4 separate regions of the Mus musculus genome follow, and all the other regions are linked to region 1. A link is a loop called in an ENCODE intact Hi-C map of the cell type or tissue named here. Cell type or tissue: left cerebral cortex. All regions are shown on one strand. Region 1 holds the start of Nrg3 (neuregulin 3). Region 2 overlaps Nrg3 (neuregulin 3). Region 3 overlaps Nrg3 (neuregulin 3). Region 4 overlaps Nrg3 (neuregulin 3).

What was found. Hi-C counts contacts between places; a loop is a spot of excess contacts. Peaks named below come from ENCODE experiments on the same cell type or tissue, not always from the same donor. Only the 100,000 strongest peaks of a DNase experiment are listed, where the experiment ranks them.
Region 2: a loop joins it to region 1, with 4 times the contacts of the local background. A loop is called at or near these places in 2 of 42 quality-filtered maps.
Region 3: it touches region 1 in a loop (9-fold over the local background); 4 of 42 quality-filtered maps call a loop at or near these places.
Region 4: a loop joins it to region 1, with 3 times the contacts of the local background. A loop is called at or near these places in 2 of 42 quality-filtered maps.

Annotation. Positions count from the first base shown.
Region 1 is chr14:39,470,544-39,475,543 of GRCm38, reverse strand. Nrg3 (neuregulin 3) reads left to right here and starts at 2,456. Exons shown (of 10, transcript NM_008734.3): 1 at 2,456-3,572. The coding sequence starts at 2,744. LOC432842 (a long non-coding RNA gene) reads right to left here and starts at 3,115. Exons shown (of 1, transcript NR_131973.1): 1 at 1-3,115. In left cerebral cortex, CTCF peaks have their summits at 1,396, 1,934 and 3,719; DNase peaks (open chromatin) are centred at 2,553, 3,124, 3,578, 4,327 and 6 more places; H3K4me3 peaks cover 4,561 bases; H3K27ac peaks cover 4,472 bases.
Region 2 is chr14:39,104,091-39,109,090 of GRCm38, reverse strand. The region is part of intron 1 of Nrg3 (neuregulin 3); the gene reads left to right. Among named protein-coding and RNA genes, the nearest start is that of Gm20642, 110 kb to the left of the region's middle. In left cerebral cortex, no CTCF peak of the experiment used is centred here; DNase peaks (open chromatin) are centred at 960, 1,358 and 2,095; H3K27ac peaks cover 2,165 bases.
Region 3 is chr14:38,990,039-38,995,038 of GRCm38, reverse strand. The region is part of intron 2 of Nrg3 (neuregulin 3); the gene reads left to right. Among named protein-coding and RNA genes, the nearest start is that of Nrg3os, 94 kb to the right of the region's middle. In left cerebral cortex, CTCF peaks have their summits at 1,570 and 2,998 (motif pointing left); DNase peaks (open chromatin) are centred at 1,575, 1,988, 2,394, 2,900 and 1 more place; H3K4me3 peaks cover 525 bases; H3K27ac peaks cover 1,513 bases.
Region 4 is chr14:39,088,568-39,093,567 of GRCm38, reverse strand. The region is part of intron 1 of Nrg3 (neuregulin 3); the gene reads left to right. Among named protein-coding and RNA genes, the nearest start is that of Gm20642, 120 kb to the left of the region's middle. In left cerebral cortex, no CTCF peak of the experiment used is centred here; a DNase peak (open chromatin) is centred at 2,410; H3K27ac peaks cover 415 bases.

The DNA of each region.
Region 1 (5,000 bases):
CTGATCCTTAATAGAAAATCATCAAAGCAATGGGCTCTGCTGGCCCTGCTCCCTCTGGAGATGTTTCCTTGTAAGAGCAGCTGATATACCATGACTGGTGTTCCAGGAAAACCGGAACTCAATAGGGAACCACGAATAAGCTTTTAAATCGAAGTAGAAAGGAGAAGGAGAGGGAATTTGGAAGAAGGCTTTGGGAAGCAATGAAGAGAATGTGGATACTGTCCAATTGTGGTTTCAGGAAGAGAGCATTTATCCACAAAAGCATTGCAGCACCTCTCTTTGTGTTTTGGAACCTTTCAAGTGGGGGAGGAAGAAGGCAAAGAACACAGAATACTGGGGGTGGGATTTGGGAGGGATGATGATGAACTAAGTGTGGAAAAGAAATCTTCTTTCTCAAGTGTCAACAGCAGCACCTACTACAATGTGGAAATGCTTTTATTTTACTGCATGAGAAGGCACGGAGCAGATGCCTGTCAGCCCACAGAAGGTTAAGACATTTTTACTTGTGTCTTGCATCAGAAAGCCAAAGGAGTATGGATTTAATGTTTTGTTGTTGTTTGTTTGTTTTGCTTGTTTCCCCATTGAAATTCTGGAAGGCATCATTCTGCCCTACTGGGTTAGGGCATGTTTGGTTAAATTAAAAACCAAAGATTTTCCTATGGGGTAAGTCTCAGTGTTAGAGCTGAAAGAGGTGACAGCCACATTACTGCCATCAAAAAGTAATTTATTAATCACGCCTGTGCAAAGAACTCTGGTAGGCACAATCCCTCAAGGGCTTCCTGTTTGAACGTATTCTCTGCACTCTGCCATCTCCTTAGATTAGCATTTTCTTTTGCTCTTAACGTGTGAATAAAATGGATACCTAGGAAACTTCGTCTTTGTGGAGTGCATCACAGGACAGGACAATGCTGACTGCATTCTCGGACAGCCCTGGGAGGTACGTGATAAGAAAGATGCCATTCTCACTCTCCCATCCTTGCATGACACTTGTAAAAAATAAATAAATGAAAAAAAAAAGCCTCTTTCGTTTCTACCTTAGCCGAGAAATCTGGGTAGGGTGGGAAGCATCGCTTTACAGGACCAGCGTATGTATATCATGGTAGCCCTGGCTCTTGCCCGTTTCCTGTCTGTGCTATACCTGGTCCTCAGGGAGGTACCACAGTGTACCCGAGATTGGAAATACTCTGATCTCCCTCTACCAAAAGGAAGAAACCGGCTATGAAATTTAAGAGACTAGCCAGCATCTTTTCTCATCTTCGCCTCTCGCCTTGTTTCCCAGGGCGTACCTACATTTAAAGATAATACTTTTTAAAAGGTAAGTTAATGGCTTCGAGATCTGATCACAGAAAGGTCGTCTGCTTCAGCAGCAGCTCTCAGCAACTCCAAAGCAAAGGTGGTTCTCTGTCCAGCCGCACCGCGGCGGGGCAGGGGAGCTCAGAGGCGCCCTCCCACCTAACACGCCCGTGCGCATTCTCCCAGCAGCTTCAGTGTCTGACCCCGCAGGATCCACACCAGAGACCTGTTCACGGCTGCTCCACAGAGCTCCTAGTGCCGTACTTCTCCAACGGGGGTCCGCTTGGATCATTTATTTATCTAGCACACAGTAAGACAGCACCATTAGGTGTTGGTGGGAGGCGCAACTCTGCCCGAATCCCACCCTGTCCGCGGCGACTCTACACACAAACACACACACACATACACCCGAAGCCGCCTGGTTGAGTGCAAGAAAACGCTTGGAGCAGCGGTCACGACGTCCGGGACCCCTGTCGCTATCTCCCATTTTTGCTAGCCCGGGTCGGCCAGGCAGCGTCACCGGAGCTGTTTGGTATCCTCTGCGTGCTGGTCGGGGTGCGCCCCGGGGTACCCCGCTCCTGAGCGGCGGGGTAGCTTGCTGGAGTTTGACTCACGGTGGCGGCGGCAGTAGCGGCGCAGAGCCGCGGGCGGCGGGAGCGAGGCGAGCCCGGTCGCTCGCCCTCCGCGCTGCTCTAGGATTGGTTTCTCCCGGAGAGCGTTGACCGAGGGTTGGCTGCGGGCCGGCTGAAGAACAGGTGCACCTCATCGCCCAGGCTCGCCGAGTAACCACCGTGCAACGCTGCGTACGGGCTGGGCGAGGGGCTGCTAGGTTGGCCCCCTGTGTCGGAATGCGGCTTGTCGGCGCCCAGCATCCAGCTACTGCTCGCCGGGGCCCCTGAGGGTGACGTGAGGATTTGAGGTGGGGACAGCGGCGGTGCGGCCGGACGCCCCAGGGAGCGGGCCGGGCGCGGCGCACCGAGGATGCCGGCGAGGCTGGAGCGCACACAGGCGGCGGGCAGCATCAGCACCAGCGGCAGCATCAGCATCAGCATCCAAGGCAGCATCAGCATCAGCATCAGCGGCAGCATCAGCACCACCGGCAGCCGAGGGACCCCGTCGCGCAGGAGGCACCTAGGCGGGCTGCAGACTCGCCCCGCCGCTCCCTGACCGGCCGGCGGCGCCCGGGCCGGTCTCGCCCCTCTACCGAGCGCCTCGCCGCCCCCTCCCCGGCCCGCGTCCCCTCCCCCGTCCTCTCCTCCCCGCCCGCCGCCCGCCTCTCGGGGGGAGGGGCGTGGGGGCAGGGAGCCGATTTGCATGCGGCCGCCGCGGCCGCTGCCTGAGCCGGAGCCCGCCGCCGCCGGAGCCCGCGCCCGCGCCCGCGCCCGGCCCGCGCGGCCCCATGCCTCTGGCGCGGCCCTCGGGGGGGCGAAGGTGAAGATCGGCTCCTAGGATGAGTGAAGGGGCGGCCGGTGCCTCGCCACCTGGTGCCGCTTCGGCAGCCGCCGCCTCAGCCGAGGAGGGCACCGCGGCGGCTGCGGCGGCGGCGGCGGCGGGCGGGGGCCCGGACGGCGGCGGAGAAGGGGCGGCCGAACCTCCCCGGGAGTTACGCTGTAGCGACTGCATCGTGTGGAACCGGCAGCAGACGTGGTTGTGCGTGGTGCCTCTGTTCATCGGCTTCATCGGCCTGGGGCTCAGCCTCATGCTGCTTAAATGGATCGTGGTAGGCTCCGTCAAGGAGTACGTGCCCACGGACCTGGTGGACTCCAAGGGAATGGGCCAGGACCCCTTCTTCCTCTCCAAGCCCAGCTCTTTCCCCAAGGCTATGGAAACCACCACAACAACCACTTCTACCACGTCCCCCGCCACCCCCTCTGCCGGCGGCGCCGCTTCTTCCAGGACGCCTAACCGGATTAGCACCCGCTTGACCACCATCACACGGGCACCCACCCGCTTCCCTGGGCACCGGGTTCCCATCCGGGCTAGCCCGCGCTCTACCACAGCACGGAACACTGCTGCCCCTCCGACGGTCCTGTCCACCACGGCCCCTTTCTTCAGTAGCAGCACGCCCGGCTCCCGACCCCCGATGCCAGGAGCCCCCAGTACGCAGGCGATGCCTTCCTGGCCCACTGCGGCGTATGCTACCTCCTCCTACCTCCACGATTCCACTCCCTCCTGGACCCTGTCACCCTTTCAGGATGCTGCTGCCGCCTCTTCCTCCTCACCCTCTTCCACCTCCTCCACTACCACCACCCCAGAAACTAGCACCAGCCCCAAATTTCGTAAGTAGACGCCTGGCCATGCCGTGCTTCACTGCCAAGTTTTTTTCTGCTCTCCAGCTTTCCTTTCTGCTGGTTGTCACTTCCCCATGCACGTTTGGGGCAGAGTGTGAGGCTATGATTAAAACTAGCCTCAAGGGGGCCAAAGGTGCGGGTCTATGCTGTGCCTGTGTGCGGAATAGGGGCATCAGGCGAACTAAGGATATCTCTGAGCTAGGGTTCATACTTCAGTGGGTCCCAAATGAGAATAGACTCCTGTCTCCAATCAAAGGGTTAAGGCGAGTCCAAATCCTCACTGCAGATTTGAGAGTGAGCCCAGGTTGTGTTCCCCTTACTGGCCTGGGAGAGATGGTGCACCCAACCCTTCCCGCCCTCCTGTGGGAAGCTTTTCTAAGCACAGCCAAAACTGGCCTATGAAAGACCACAAAGGGAAGTTATGACCAGTGGAGGGGGGAGGGCGGGGGTGGGAGGAGATTGGATGCAGGTATTTGGTAGTGATGTCCTCAGGAGATAGCTGCCTACTATTCCAGCTTCCCCTGCTCAGGCAGAGACTAAGAAGGATTAATTAGAAGCCATTCAGAGAGCTAGGGAAAAGAGGTGCTCCCAGAAGGACCCCTCCCCTCAACCTGTCCCTGGCCATTGCCAGGTGTGGAAATTGGTGGAAATTGCTTCTGTGGCCACTGGAGTGAGTTAACTGCGAAGAAATGCAAAGGGGACTCTGCAGAGCTGCGGGCCCCCAGGGTCCTGAAAAAGTAGGAGGGCTTTTCTTCCTTCTTTTTTTTTTCCTTTCCCCAGCTGTGCCAAGCATTTGCTTTTGTTCCTTTCCCAGAGGGGTGAGGGGTGTAAACCTGATTTCCTCCTCCTCCCAGCTGGAAAGGATAAGCAGACTAGGACCCGGTTTAGTACAATGTCCAAGCTCTTTGTAATATGTCAGCCTTTGAATATAACATTTCAACCTGGTTCAGTCGGTGCCAACAGTGGCCAGTGTACCCCTAAATATGGTCACTTTTTCTTTGGAACTGTAAGCTTTCTATTTTTATCAACATTGCAGGTAACTAATTGACCTCCACCCCACCCTCTCCCCTTAGTGAACAGAAATTGCAGGAACCTTCTGTTTGTACCTGAGGATCAGGATGGAAGAAGACATGTATAACCTGTGAAGGTTATTCAGGACAAGCCCCCAGTATGTCAGCTCAAGTTCCAAGCACAGCTATTCTGGAGAAAAAAAAGAAAGAAAGAAAGAAAGAAAGAAAGAAAGAAAGAAAGAAAGAAAGAAAGAAAGAAAGAAAGAAAGAAAGAAAGAGAAAAGAAAGGAAAGAGAAAAAAAAGCAAAGAAAAGAATGGGTCTGGATTTGTTGCCTTCATGCTGTATTTGTATTTATGTTTTGAGCTGAAACATCTGGGCAAAAGAGTGTTCCTCTTTATCTGCTC
Region 2 (5,000 bases), 370 kb after region 1:
ACATACCCACACTAACAGGTACAAACACCTCTTTCCCACACAAAATTATCCTGACTTTTACAATGCATTCTTTGATCTTCTAAAACACAAATGTAATTTTTGAGTGCATTTTACTAATAACAAGATTCTCACTGAGTTACTCTTCATCTCATTCATTTTTATAAGTGTGATAACTACCTGAGTCATGCAGTTTGTATGGTAAGAATACTTCAGGAATGGACAAAGCTCAACAAGCCCTATTTCAATGACAACTACATTGGGACAGAAGTGCAGGAAGCTCTTATGACCTGTCAGATCTGATGATGTCATTCATTATGTTATCGCCCTCTGACTACATCTGATGCCACACAATATTAGAAGTCAAACCATGCCCATAGAGTGACTCCACCTATCACTTTTGGCCTTACAGTACCTTATATGAAGATATTTCTGGAAATGAAAATTCAGGAGTTGAAAGTATTACTAATAGAAAACATGGTAACTAAATATGTCAAATAATAATTATGGATCAAAATTAGGTTTTTAAAATCGTAATTTTTGTCTATGATTTGTTTTATTGCAATATTTTGGCTGTCCATAAAAAGGAAGCAAGAAGATTATCATTGCCAAGGTGCCTACACCAAAATTTCCTTGGTCACTGCATCCAGAAATCTCCACCTGCTGACAGAGGCTGAATCTGATGCTGTCAAATTATACTTTTTAGAGTCTATGACACTGTATATATCATATAGAGCCAGTTGTTTAGTTCTCTATACCCTGGCACTTGAAAGTAGATATATCTCTTTCCTCCTTGTTAGGCGTTAGGACCACTACGGGTGTGCTCTAAGATCCAACTTTGCTGGAGAGTAGTAAAAGGGGAAAATCCAAACAGGATTATTACTCACTCTGAGTCTAGCACTGTGTCAGAGACATCAACCAGACAGCCAGTATCTGCATTTGGCTCTAAATCATGTCTGTTTGACTGACAGCAGCTTAGTGCACAAATCTGGAAGAAAAACAGATAAATTAGTTGGTAATATTCATCAACTGAACAATTTTACACACACCCTCATCACGGATTAACACTATGGACTTACGTGGTTTCTCTTTGTTTATGAGATATTCAGACAATAGAGGGTTGTCCTGGTTAGTTTAGACTGCCAACTTGACACACTTAAGTGTTGACTTAGTAAGAGGGAACCTCAACTGAAGAGCTGCCTCAACTAGATTGGCCTGTAGGCAAGTCAGGGTAGCTAACTGGTCATGATTGCTAATTAAATTAGTATGAGAGGGACCAGTCCATGGAGAAGTGCTATTCGTAGGTGGTCCTAGGCTATGTAGGAAAGCTAGTTGAGTGTAAGCCAGTGAGCAAGCTGCTTTCCTCATGTGTTCTTCGAATTTCTATTTAAGTTCATGCTGTGATTTCCCTTAGAGATGGACTGTGATCTGGAAGTGTAATCCAAATAAGTCATTTTCTCCCTAGGTTGCTTGTGGTCACAGTGTTCTGTCACAACAACAGAAAAGCAAACTAGATCAGGGAATCTCAAATTTTGAATCCCAGAATTTACTGGATGTTGAAATGGAAAGACAGCTTTAGTCTGTAGAACTTACTTGCTGGGCAAACATGAAAAACTGAGTTTGATTTGTAGACCCATACATAAAACAAAAACAAAACGCAAAATAATCAAACAACAAAAAAAATCTGGCTTGGATCTGAAGCCCAAAAGTGGAGAGAAACAATGCTTTAGGGTCTCACTGACAACCCAGCCTAGTCAAACTGAGCTGCAGCCAATAAGAGTCCCTGTCACAAAATCTAAAGGTAATGTTGTAATGTTCTGAAGAATGACACCTACAACATCTGGGATTGACCTCTGACCTCTATATACAGATATACAACATCAACATACATAGACACATGCCAAAAATAAATTTACTAGATGACCTTGGTAAAAGGATTCTCTCCAGTTGGCTGTCCTCTCCACTTAAATATAGCTTAGCTGCAGCTTTCACACATCCCACTACAGCAGACACCTGCAGATGGCTGGATTTGATGCACTCGTTCAGGCTGCTATTTCTTCTCCTTATTATCCTCCTCCTGTTTTACCTCTACCCCAGGAATGAGGCCAACCCCAAGCCAAATTTCTCTTCTCTCTCTTCCTTTGGCCTCTGCTTCAGCGCAAAGGGAGTCGGACCTGGTTTCCTAAGGCAGATGCTTTCTTTCCCAAGCAGCTCTCTGTGAAGCAGCCAGTTCTCTATGCATGAGGAAGCTTTCCCCTGGAACTAGCCCATACAGGAATGAGATGGTGAAGATTTTCTCACAGCTCTGCTGGGATCTGGCGATGAGTCCTGGGCTAGCTCCTTGCTTTTGATTAATATATGCTCATGTCTCACTACCTGCAATGTCCAGAGAAGGAAAAGGGTGGCAGGCCCTGGTAGGGTTCCTGACCACTGCGCAGAGGAGACTTGGCTTGTTTCCTAAGTAGAAACTGATCAGTGTGGGATTTAGAGATTTCCAAAGGTAGCTTTGTTTAAATCAACTATACTGAGCTAGATACAGATTTTCATGTAAAAACAAAACAAAACAAAACAAAACAAAACCACAAAACACTGTGTAATCATCAGGGTTAACAAGGCAGATGAGAACAGACCAACGCTAAATAAAGGCCAATTAGCTCCAATCACTGTGGCCCTGGGTGTTTTCTGGCAGTGCAGCTTCTCTGTGAAGTTTTCCAGCCTAACTTTCCTTCGCAGAGACAAAGTCACAGACCCAACATGACTCCTGAGTAGTGGGTGGGAAGAAGGGTTCTCTGCTTTCAAAAGATCCCTTTCTGATTTGAAAGATCCCTTAGATCTTTAGCCCTGGTGCCACTGTCCATGGTGCTGTGAGCCACCCACCCATCAAGGGTCACCCACTCACTCTCAAGACTCTCAGGTCTAAAGTCCGTTCTTCCCATCATACGATAAAACATCTACAAGGAAGAACACCGACACCTTGACAAAAGGTTATGTAAATCAATTGATGAGATCAAATGATGCCTAGACAAACATGAACAATTGAGTACCAATATTTCTTTTACATTGTACATCTTTTAGCAATACAAATATCTTTTGTCTATAGAAACCCTAAGCTAGAACACATTGGCTGCATTAATTCTTATAAACTGTCTCCATGGGGAGTGGAGGTGAGGTGTATTATGAACTCCTTTTGCATTATATTTTATCCTTTGCCCATTTGTTGTTACATTACACAGTGGATTTCACAGCTCCATACATGCATGTAAAGTTCTGTGTTTATACTCACTTTACCTCACCTTTTCCCACACCCTCTCCCTCTGCTCTCATGTCATTTTGCTATTGTTGTTGTATATCTAGTTTCTGATTACAATGCCAGACATGGCATAGTTGGCTTTCTGGCTTATTTTGCTTAATATGTTGATAAGCATCAATTTTCCCGAAGATCACATAGTTCTGTTCCTTATGACTAAATAATATTCCATTGAGTACAACACACAATCTCCTTTGTACATTCATTTGCTTAGGATTATTTAGAGATATCCCATAACTTCTTGGATTTCAATGCTGCTGTGGTTAAAAAAAAATAGCTGTGCAGGTATTTGTTTGTATAGCGATTGGAGTATATGTCTTGGAATCTATTTACTTGATCTATTAATGAGGAAACAGAGATATTGAAATGGCTTGCTGAAGAAATTTCATGTAAACTTTGATATGATTTTCTTCACAATTTCATGAATATTTTCAGTTCCATACTTCAAATATAGACTTTGAAATTCAGAAAGTGTACATGATTTGGTTGATGCTGCTGCTCACAAGAGATACAAAGGAGGGCTTGAATTTATGTCCTTCTTTTTTTCAAAGAATGTTGGTATAAAATAGCTGGAAAGGAAATCCCTGTGGATGAATTTAAATGTCTCCTGAGACTTACCAGTAAGCCCCACTTACGCCTTTCAACATTCCTAGAATAGAGTACATACTATGAACGCCGCACTAACAATGAATGCAGACACTGGCTGTGGTTTTACCTTTTCCTCTTTGGAGTCATGTCTTTTTAACCCCTACCCCCATCCCCCAATTTTCATCGTGACTAATCATTACATGTTCTCCTATATACATGTTAGCTTGAATCTTTCCCAGAGCCTTTCTCCATTTTGAGTTTTTGTTGATAGCACAAGGGTCTTTGACAAGAAGAATTGCTTTACCCAAAGCATCCATTCTGTCTTCTTGTCTGCACAGTCTTCTCCTGTTTACACAGGCACACATTTTAACATTACCTCATGAGCTTGACATCACATCTAACATCACCTGTAAAGTGGTCCATATTCGTGTATCAAATGCTTTGAAACAATAACCTATGTACTGAGAACTTACATCATGTTCCATGTAATAATGGAAGGAAACTACATTTTGTCTGTTTTAAAAATGTTATGTGGGCTCACAATGCTCATAAATGCAGCATAAAAAGTGTCCAGATCACACTCCCTTAAGAAAAGAAATCAAAGTTCCTAAGAGAAGCCAGGATTCTAATATTGTAAGTTGAGGATGAGAAATATATATGGCTGTTGAACATCTCAAAGCATCTGAAAGCAAGAAAATAGTTAAAACAAATCAGAAGTTCACATTAATGAAGGGTCAGGGAAATGGACGTCATGCAAAAGACATGTTAGTGGCTACAAGTGGGACACTGAGCAGCAGAGTAACTCAACTAGTTAGTTGTACATGAGAATTCAAAGCTCAAAACGAATATCAATAACATGACACTATTGAAAATGAATCATTTCAAAAATAAGGAAATGAAGAAGAATTAATCTTCAGTGAAGTTCATGTAACCTTCTGTAGTCTCTTCAACTGAAAGTTTTTATGTACACAGCTTCTTACTTCCTGTAAATTCTTCATACAAAGGATGGAGTAGAATACAATTCAAGTGGTAAAACCTGGCATATGCCATCTCAGACAACTGATAAAAGTTACCCTCAATGATTACATATCATTTGATTGTGTGTATG
Region 3 (5,000 bases), 480 kb after region 1:
ACATGGATCATGTATCTGTATGGGAATTCAGTGCAAGTGCACATTCAGAGATACTAGTTCTGGAATAGCACCTGATATACTGTATTTTTAAGGTTCTAGGTGAAGCCTACTTTGTCTTAGATGAAGGCCTACTGCCCATATTGGAACTGGGAAAAACTTCCTTGTTACTCAGCACACAATGGAACTATGATCCTGTCTAGAAGTCTGAGTATTTCTTCTGTTACTATATGTCTGAACCTCAACAATTATACTTGAATGACTCTTCATGTGTCCTTTCAGCAAATTGCCCATGTGTTCTCTGGAAGAGCTTCCTTATCTCCCTTAGTTAACTTGTTAGTTCACATACCTGCCAATCAATATCCATTAGTGTCTGCTGCAAGGATCCATCTCATGGCTTTCTACTTTGAGGTAGCTTCATAAGCCATTGTTCCTGCAAGCTTCTGTTACAACATTGCTCTCATATATCATGGGTGTGTGCAGGTTTTGCAAGTTAGTGGAAAGGACTCTTGGTGACATTCAAAGCCGTAGATGGAGTACTTGTTAAAGAATGGCAGTAGCTATACTGTCCAATTGTCTGTCTCATATAGGATGACACATCTAGTGCTTGGAATATGTGCATGTTCATATTTAGTATATCATTTTAAAACTTGGGAAGTTCTGACATGTAAACCAAACAACCCACTAAGCAAATTTTGCAGAAGATGGGGCTTTTCAAAAGGACAATATTGATTTATGAAGATCTATTCAAAGTTAGGCTTTTCTGCTCCCTAGCTGTGTGATTTATGTTGTTATATTTGGTCTGTATAGGCCTTAATTTCTTTATTGGGTAATGGTGGTGGAATTGGGAGTCCCTTCTAAAGGTCACTTTAGATTAACTGTTGAAAAAAAAGTGAGTAAGCCTGTGTTTTTGTTTGTGTTGATAACAACTAGGAGCTGGCTGTATTCCTAGCCAATAAAAATATAGGTATGCCAGGAAAAAAAAAGCTGTTTATGGAAGTAAACGTAGTTGCCCAGTGGTTCAAGTTAAGCATTATGTGACTATCTCAGAGACACTTACACAATGGAGATATCTGCCATCCTCACTACCCCTTCTGGGTCCCATCCTTCCCACATTGCCACATCCATGTGCATAGCCAGGAGGTGTTAAAAATACAAGCCTGACAGTTTTTCTGTAAGTTCATATCTGGAATCCTAGTACTCAGGTGGCTGAAAAGGGAGACTGCGAGTTTGAAGTCATCCTAGGCTATAGAAGAAGAGCTTATCAAACTCATAAATGAACAAGCACAGGCTCAAATTTTGGCTCAATAGATTAGGGTGGAACTACAATTTTACATCCCATCACATGCCATGTGGGTATTAGGAGACATGGGATTGGCTTTGGCTAGCAATGCCTTCAAACAGAACTTTTCAGTATCAATTGTAGAGAGGAATCATTGAGATCCAACATTAAGATTTTGGTGCTGAAACTCAACAAGCCATTCAGATCTCTGTTAGGTGTCCCAGCTGCCCAGATCATGGCAGTAGGCAGCTAAGTGAGGGATGCTGCTCTGTACTGCCACCACAGGCCGTGTGATGGCTGACCAAGTCTCCTTATTTATGAGCATATAATTTTATGTTAGTGCAAGTGCTTTCCAATCACTCCTACCTTACCAGCAGAGAAACTGGAATATTCACGGAAATGCTGCTGCTGTCGACCAGCATCTTTTCAGCCTGTTTAGTCTGAGCATTCCACTTTTGTTTCCTTATAGTCCAGTCTGACTTTGTGTCCTGCTCCTGAACAACGTGGGCACATTTCTAGATTGCTACAGGAGACTCTGTGATCGTCAGTGTTTAAGTTTCAGTACGATCACTATCTCCAGGTTTAGCAAGTACTCAATGGCTATCGTTTTGAAAGATTTCTAGTTGCCTCACTCTTCCTTTTCCTTTCATTTTTTTTTCTACTTCTGTCCAGACTCTTGAACACATGGACTGAATGCTCACTTTCTCTCGACTAGGAGAGCACCAGTGAAATTCGTAAATAGGCTGAAATCTTCTCATGTGATGTGTCTTTAAAATTGGAACCTAAAAACGAAATTGCTTGGCTCAAGGATATAAGCAAGTTCCTGGCTTTTAATTGCAAACTGTTTTGCAGACATTGGCTCAGCTTCTACTTGCTAATTTGAATAATGTGAGCTTTTGTAGTCTATTTGTCTTTAATAAACCTTTTATATCTTTTATATGATCACCATGCAAATTTATCCATTATTATTTTCTTTATCTGAAATACTTTCCAGAGCACTGGCAAGATAGTGAGCTGCTAGATAAGGAAGCAGCACATTCATTGCATGCATATTTTATATATTTTCACCATCTGATGCTGCTGGTCCATTCACTGTGTAGGAGGCACAGCAAGAGCGCTTGTAGCAAAGGTGGTTTCATCTAATAAATTCTCTAGCTTTGCCTATGTGAAAAAAACATGCACCCAGATCCTGCATAATTAGGGTAAGAAACCTGAGACAGTGACATAGACTGAAAGTGAGTGTGTGCGTGTGTATGCCTATGCTGCCAGCAGCGTCCTGTAGACGCTGTGGGATGCCAGAATTAGAAGAAGCTTGGAGCAGTTTATTAAGGAGCTTAAATTCTTCTGAGAGGATAGAGATCAAGAATCCAAGCGATGCCGTTCCATTCAAAATGAAGGGTGCTTCTCTAGGGAGAATGGCCTGATTGATATCAAGGGCAAGAGGGAGTCAAGAAACAGAGTGTGCTCACAATGAAACACACCAGTTTAAACCTACAGCCTGAGAACACATTCTTGGGCATAAGGTCTGCCCTGGCTTCTCTGTGTTCAGCATATTGTGGGTTAGGGAGACCTATAACCCTGTAGAGCAGACAGGCTAACTCTAACCTACTTATCTACAGAAGGCTGAGATTTTCATAAATATAGCATTTCTGGCTGACTTGCTGATTTTTACTTTATTTTTCATTTTTTTAAGGCTACCACTTTGCTTAATGCTGCCACCTTGTGACAGAGACTATAGTAGCAGCACTTCTGGCAGAACTTGACCATGACCTCTTGCTCAGGCATTTGAACTAGAAAGTGGAAAGAATTAAGTTTTGGACAAAGAGTGAAAAGAAAATCTTGAACGTTCAGCCCCTAATGAGAACTTGGAGCCCGATATCTCAAATTATTTATAATGTTGTTTTGTTTGGTTTTCCTTTTTGTTCAAAAAGACCTATGGAATTTAGGGAGAAAAAAAAAAAGAATTTTAGCATCAGCCTTGGTATTTGTGGTCTTCCCTCCTCCATCACCAGCCTGCAGAGCGATGAAGAGTAAACATTTAGATGTGCATAGCATTCTAAGAGACCACCCTGAAAACCTAATGTAAGATATACATGCTGGATATGCCCTGTGCAGCCTGAATAGGACTGCTAGCTGTTCCTTTTGTGTTATAACCCAAGAAAGGAAAAACTTGGCCTTTGGTCATGCTGTGCTCCACCTGAGTCACTTAGACCATGAGATCATACCCTGTGGATTGGGCCCAATGAACACCTGGGCAATAACTACAGATGGGGATTCAGGGGAGCCCACATGAGCAATGTTTAAAAGCTGGACAGTGGTTTCTCCATCTGGACTTTTCCAGCCCACAAATGGTGGCTGACCTCTAAGCAGAGGCTCCTCCCACAGATGCCTTTATCAGAGACAGAGAATGAAATCTGGATGTGATGGGTAGTTTCAGGGGTGTAGTGAGATTATCTATGAGGATGAAATTAATATATGAGGAACATAGATTTTGAAGTGTCAACTATGGTAGCTATTTTCTCTTTGCGTAGGAGATGGTTTAGGGACATGGGACAATGGCTTTAACATATTAGTGTAAGACTTTGGTTAGACATTATGATGTTGTTTGACTTTGAAGTGCATCATAATCTGGGGCAGAACTATGAAGACAGAGAACAAGAAGGCAAAAGTGGTAATGTGAAAACAGATAGCCATGTAGGGTGAAATCCTAAGAGTGATGTTTACAGAAAAGAAAAAAAAATAAGGGCAGAGAGATTTACATGAATGAACAGCCAAAAGAAAAATGAAAAAATAAGAGAGAAAAGACAAAATCAAAATCTTAAAAATCCATTTATTTACCATCATTTAAAGTATTTTCAAAAACAATATTAAAATCTTCAATATAAACTAGTGAAATCCTACTTGGCTGAGTTAGCCACAGCTTACTTCTTTCTCCTCAGTACTTTAACAGACTACTTATGTAGTTAGCTGTGTTCAGTCTATGGTAAAGAGGCCTTTCCCCATCACTGCTATGATCTGACTTGCCTTTTAAAATTGCTAGAAAGCATTTCAAACATAGGACAGTTTAAACATTTTCTCTTAAACAAAATCAGCTTAGATTATTTTGGGGGGGGTCATCTCTAAAAATATATGGATTTTTACTTATAGGAATTAACTGGTAAGAAGATACATTAAACTTCATTCCACCATTATTTATGAAAATTATATAATGCTGTCCTGCTGAACATAAAGTGCTGGATATAAGGTGTTAGTGTAAAACATAAAGTAACAGGCTTGTATAAAGGAAGAAGTGATTAATATTGTTAGTCACAGCAATAAATAAGACAGCCTCAGTTGGTATGACAATGAACATAGGAGAAATTCCACAGCTCTCATCCTTAGATGAGGATCTACTGGCAATCAATGACTGATGAGAGATGGAGATTGAGTCTTAGGAGGGATGAATATCCTGACAGGTGATCCAATCAGTAGTGTGTGTGTGTGTGTGTGTGTGTGTGTTTAAAACGATAATTAGAGAAAATAAGATCATAAAGTTTAGAAAGAGTGAAAAGCACAAGGGTTGGAGGGGGAAAAAGAGGTGTAGTAATAATGCAAATCCAGTAATTACATGTTAAATTCTCAAAAAAAAATGAAACAAGTCCTTAACAAGGAAAAGAAGAAAAAATGATCATGAATTTAAAAAGGATCTCAGTGTGACATCTGTAAGAATCATCTGAGTTTT
Region 4 (5,000 bases), 380 kb after region 1:
GTAAATGGTCATATTCTAGATTCTCTATTTTATTTTCATTTTGATTATAATATCTAAGTTCCCTTCTTCATTGAATAAATTGGGCCATACCTTAGCTCTGAGAATTGTATTGTCCTACAGAGACATCAGAGTCATAATGAAAGCTTACTTTCCCTACAGTACTGAATGAGGAAGCAATGTATGTATTAGAGAAAGACAGATTTGTCCTGGTAGCATTGGGTTTGGGGTCATTTTAAAGTATAAGACGTCCAATGTAATTCTCCAACAAGAATCAGGAAACACACAAGGTAGTTGGGAGGATCTGTTTTTACAGGTCCTTCAACATGGAGGGCACTAAGATTATTATGTGTAAAAATCCTAACTCTGCCCCTTTAGTCATTTGGGGAACTCATTCACTCATGGTACCAGTCAGTACCACAGAGGCTTAGCTCCAGGTCAGCCATATGATGGGGAGAGTAAAGATCCAGTACCCTGTGTGGCCATTCTATGTTATGTTACTAACCTCCAGTGCTTGGGTTGGGTATATAAAATATATTTTTGATTCATAAAATTTTCATTTTATCATAAGCAGTCTTTATAATTAACTTAAGATAGATGATAGATATGTATAGAGAGATATGATTCTTTACAGTATTTGACTTGATATGGGTTGGTATTTTTTTCCATATAGTATGAAGCAACAGTTGTCGATGTTCTTCATGGCTATTAAAATTCCTCTTTGAATTGTATTAAGTCATATTCTCTGCTATATATAATGATATGATATGTTGAAATGGGTCTTTGACTAAACATAATATAGCACTATAGTTACTAATTAATTAAATGTAGTTAATTTGAACCTTGTAAAGAATATTACAGATTCTTTTCTTTTTTAGCAATAAGTATAAGCTCACTGTGAAGATGAAGCCATGAGAGTTCGATATTACTAATTGTGTCAAATTTAACATATCAGTAGTAGAACGTTGTTTACAACTCTGGATCTTTCTTTGGAAGTGTATTTTCTCTCATTTACTAGGATAGCTTACATCTAGATATTTTTGAGTATTTTGGATATTTTGGATATCTAGATATTATTGGTTATTCCTTTAAAGAAATTATTAAATGACATTTTATTCAACAAATATTTAGATGCACTTCCTGCCACCAAGGTCATTCTAAGTACTTGAACAACAGTGTTTTACAAAAATAAGAAGCCCATTAGACCTATGAGGATGCATTCAAAGGGTAGATTTCAGGCTGTGAACATACCAGATATTATTTTCTATTAAGGAAATGAACTAATGGAGTAGACGTTACCAAGGTTTGTTGTGGGAGATCACTGTTAAACTGTGGGCAAGTATTTGACATGTTTGAAACAATTTGTGCATGCATGATGCTTTATGAACACTTAGGCTTAAAGCTCTGTTCCAAGCAGACAGAAGGACAAACATGCCTGAACGTGAAAGAATAGCCAGGTCATCACAAGCTTAGATTTGTGAACAACTGTGCTAACGATTCTAGCCTGTTCAAAATAGAGAGGGCTGTGGTTCCAGCCAGGAGCCTGGATTTTACTGGTTATAAATGGAAGCCACTGGAGCATTACAAAATTGGCTGTGAGTCAAGAAAATTGAAATTTCTAACTGTGTGTATCAAGTGCCAATATCTAATCATAAGAAATATCTTGGTGTACCTTTATGTCAAAATAGTGGATAAGCAAATGTGATTTGTTTCCTAGTCTCAAACATCTCCCATTAATAAAAGTAATACGCAGGATTGATTACGTGCACGGTTTTGTTGCTGAATTTTGAACATTTGAGATGACTCTCAGTATATCATAGCATGATGCTGTCACCCAATTTCTGAACGTGTACTGTGTGCCCTTCATTGTAGCCTGCCTTTCCTGCTCTGTTCCAGAATCGATTTCATTGTCTTTGCATCCTTTGCATGAAACAGAGCTTATTTCATCACAGTTTTGAAGAATTACTTCTGCTCTCTTCAGGTTTCTTTGTTTTTCCTTCACAAAGTTTCCTCTGACCTTAAATTAAACCTGGCAGCCTTTTAAGGTTGTGAGTTGGTTCACGTACCTAGGGGAGAGATCAAAGTCCTCCACATTTATCATCTGGTTGAACATTTGAACCTCTTTAGAAGTTCCTCATTGCCTCTTGCCCCTAAATATAAGTTGTGCTTGCCTTTTAATTTTTCCCATCGACTTTAAGGTCCCCTATCATTTAATCATTTCCAATTTGTGTGTATTACACCTTCTACTGCATCTGCTTTACCTATGCATACTTCTGTATTTGAATATTATTCCTTGCTTTCCCCAATCCTCATGCTTTTATGCTGATCCCATGGTCTCTGCCCATGCCTCTTTATTGCTTCAAGCATTTGACTTCTCAGTTATATTTCTGGAACATTCCCCCCAAGCCCTGAAGACTCTCTATAGAAAAGACAGCACTGCCAATTCTGCACATTTACTGCCAGGAAAGAACAAGAATGTTTTATTCATACTTTCTCCTTTGCTTCACAAAAACTCGCTAATTTATTTTTAATTTTTCTTAAATAGCTACATTATTTTTGTATGCCTCAAGGTTTTGAAAACATGTATTTTAAATTTAAAATGGATGTGATTCAATTTCATTAATTATAAACCACAGCACTCTAATGGGCCTTTTGAAATTTCATTGAAGGGGAGAAAATGTATCAAACAATATTTTGAACAAATTTTGAAAATTATAACATACTTATGTACATATGAAATCCACTTTGAATATTTTCTTAAGATGTACATAATCTGTAGTTTCTCTTACAAATACTGTTTTTCATGTGGATGCATGGGGTGAGCTTTGAAAAAATAATGGTGAGAAAAAGAATATTTAAGTCAAAGGTATGGGGAAACCAGAAGGAACTGAGTTCACATAAACCCAAAATAGAGAACAAAATACCAGGACTCATTTATTCTTTCAAAAGAATAGTGAGGATGGCCTTATTTCCTCATCTCTAGAAAGAGAATGACTTGGTGATAAATATGGACAACACTTATCTCTGAAACATTCCTCTCTCCTTCCTTACCAGTGTCACTCAGTTTCAACACACATCATGGCTGAAGTTACAATTACACAATTCTAAGAGTCTAGTCAGAAGAATGAAACAATAGAGTGCAAGTCTCACTGCAATCTTCCATGCCCAGTTGTGATTGCCTGGCTTTTCAACTCTGAAAATAACTGTAATTTCAGACAGGGTGGAAGAAGAGACAACATGTTAGAAATCTTACTTTAATTTCAATTCAAATATAATGTCTAATGTTGTCTGTGAATATGAATTCAGGAGTCAGAATGAGGAACATTGAATAGATGTGGGCAAGAGTGTGTGCAGAAGTGAGCAGTAGAGTGAAAAATGATGACAGGAAGTCTTACATAATTCCCTCCCAAGAACACAAATGTGCTTCTGCTCAAGTTCAAGGCTGCGTAGAAGACTGCATGAACTAAAACAAAGCCAAACTGTCTTCTAATTCCCAATCCCTATACTAAGGGAAGAAGCAGTTGTCATGTATAGAGTCATTGTTAGCTCTTATTGAAGCCTTTCATCTTAAAATTTTACTTTCAACTACTTCCTCTAGGGATGCAGTTGAATGAAGTGAGTATGATATATTTGTACTTGATTAAGGAACACTAGGATATGAATATGATGAGACATACAGATGACAAGAAAAGAACGATTTAAATTGTAAAAGACATTTCATTCATGCCATTTCTTGAGGAGCACGTTCTAATTGAATATTCAAACACAGCTTTTTTTTTTAACTATTGACAAGTTAGAATTAAACTGGCATAGCAATTAATGAAAATATTAAAGGCTACCATTTTAACACATTTATTGATGGATTTATTTCAAATTCCAGTGGTTAGTAAACATTTCATAAGATTATTGGATCTTTTCATTAGTTTTGTAATGAAACTTTCATGTGGAGTCTCACTTGACTGAATGAGATTCGATTGTCCAGAGCCCCACTTAATTCCAGACTTTGTGTCTTTTTCTTAGTTTCAACTCCATTGCTCAGATCTCAACTAGTTTTCTTCTGTAGTACTCTCATTCCATTAGTGGGCTGTATTTTCTCATTCTCCAGCAGTCCATGTTTTTTGAAGCCTCCCAGTTATTGCAGCTGGGCATGCTCCATTTTACCTAACTCATGTCCTTCTCAGTGTACTGTAGCTTTTCCATTATCTATATAACAAATGTTCATCATCTCACTGTATCCCATCACATGTGTAACTATGTGTCAACTAAGATGTAAGAGTATTTTACTAAGGAGTAGTCAGCCACCCCCAACATCAGCATGATCATCTATGTGAGTGACTTACCTAAAGGAATGACAGGGGCTATGTAGACATGATGAGGAGTTTCCAGTGCCCCTTCCTGCACTTCCTTACAGGTCTCAACCCAGTTATGCTGAGATATTTGCAATAAAATTTTCTTTTCATATTTTAAAACATGCCCTTTCAGCTAGCTGGGAGTCCTTGGCAGTGTGAACAAAGCCCAGGAAAAAAATAAAATAAAATCAGAACAACATGACACAACATGAACATGGAATGTATCATGTTTAATTGAAACCTGATTAATTATTTAATAACAAAGTATACTCAACGTTTATTTGCTTATATTGTTAATTAATTTTGGTATTTTTAAATACATTTCATTAATTTTGAGAATTTCATACAGTGATCAGGTTGACACACAGTCTCCAATTTCCCACAGCTCCTCATATGTTCTTCCTTCACTCCCTGTCACTTCCTAGTTAGGGAAAGGACCTCTCCTCTATTTTACTACTTTTATTTATTTATTTATTTATTTATTTATTCATATTTAATCACTTTACAATCCAATATCAGCCCCTCCTCCCAACGCCCCTTAATGAAAGTCTTCTCCCCATTCCACCTTCTCCTCCTCTTTTGGAGATCTTGGGCAAAGACTTCTGCAAATCAAGTCGCTAGAGGACCAGGCGAATCCTCTCCCACTGATGCCAC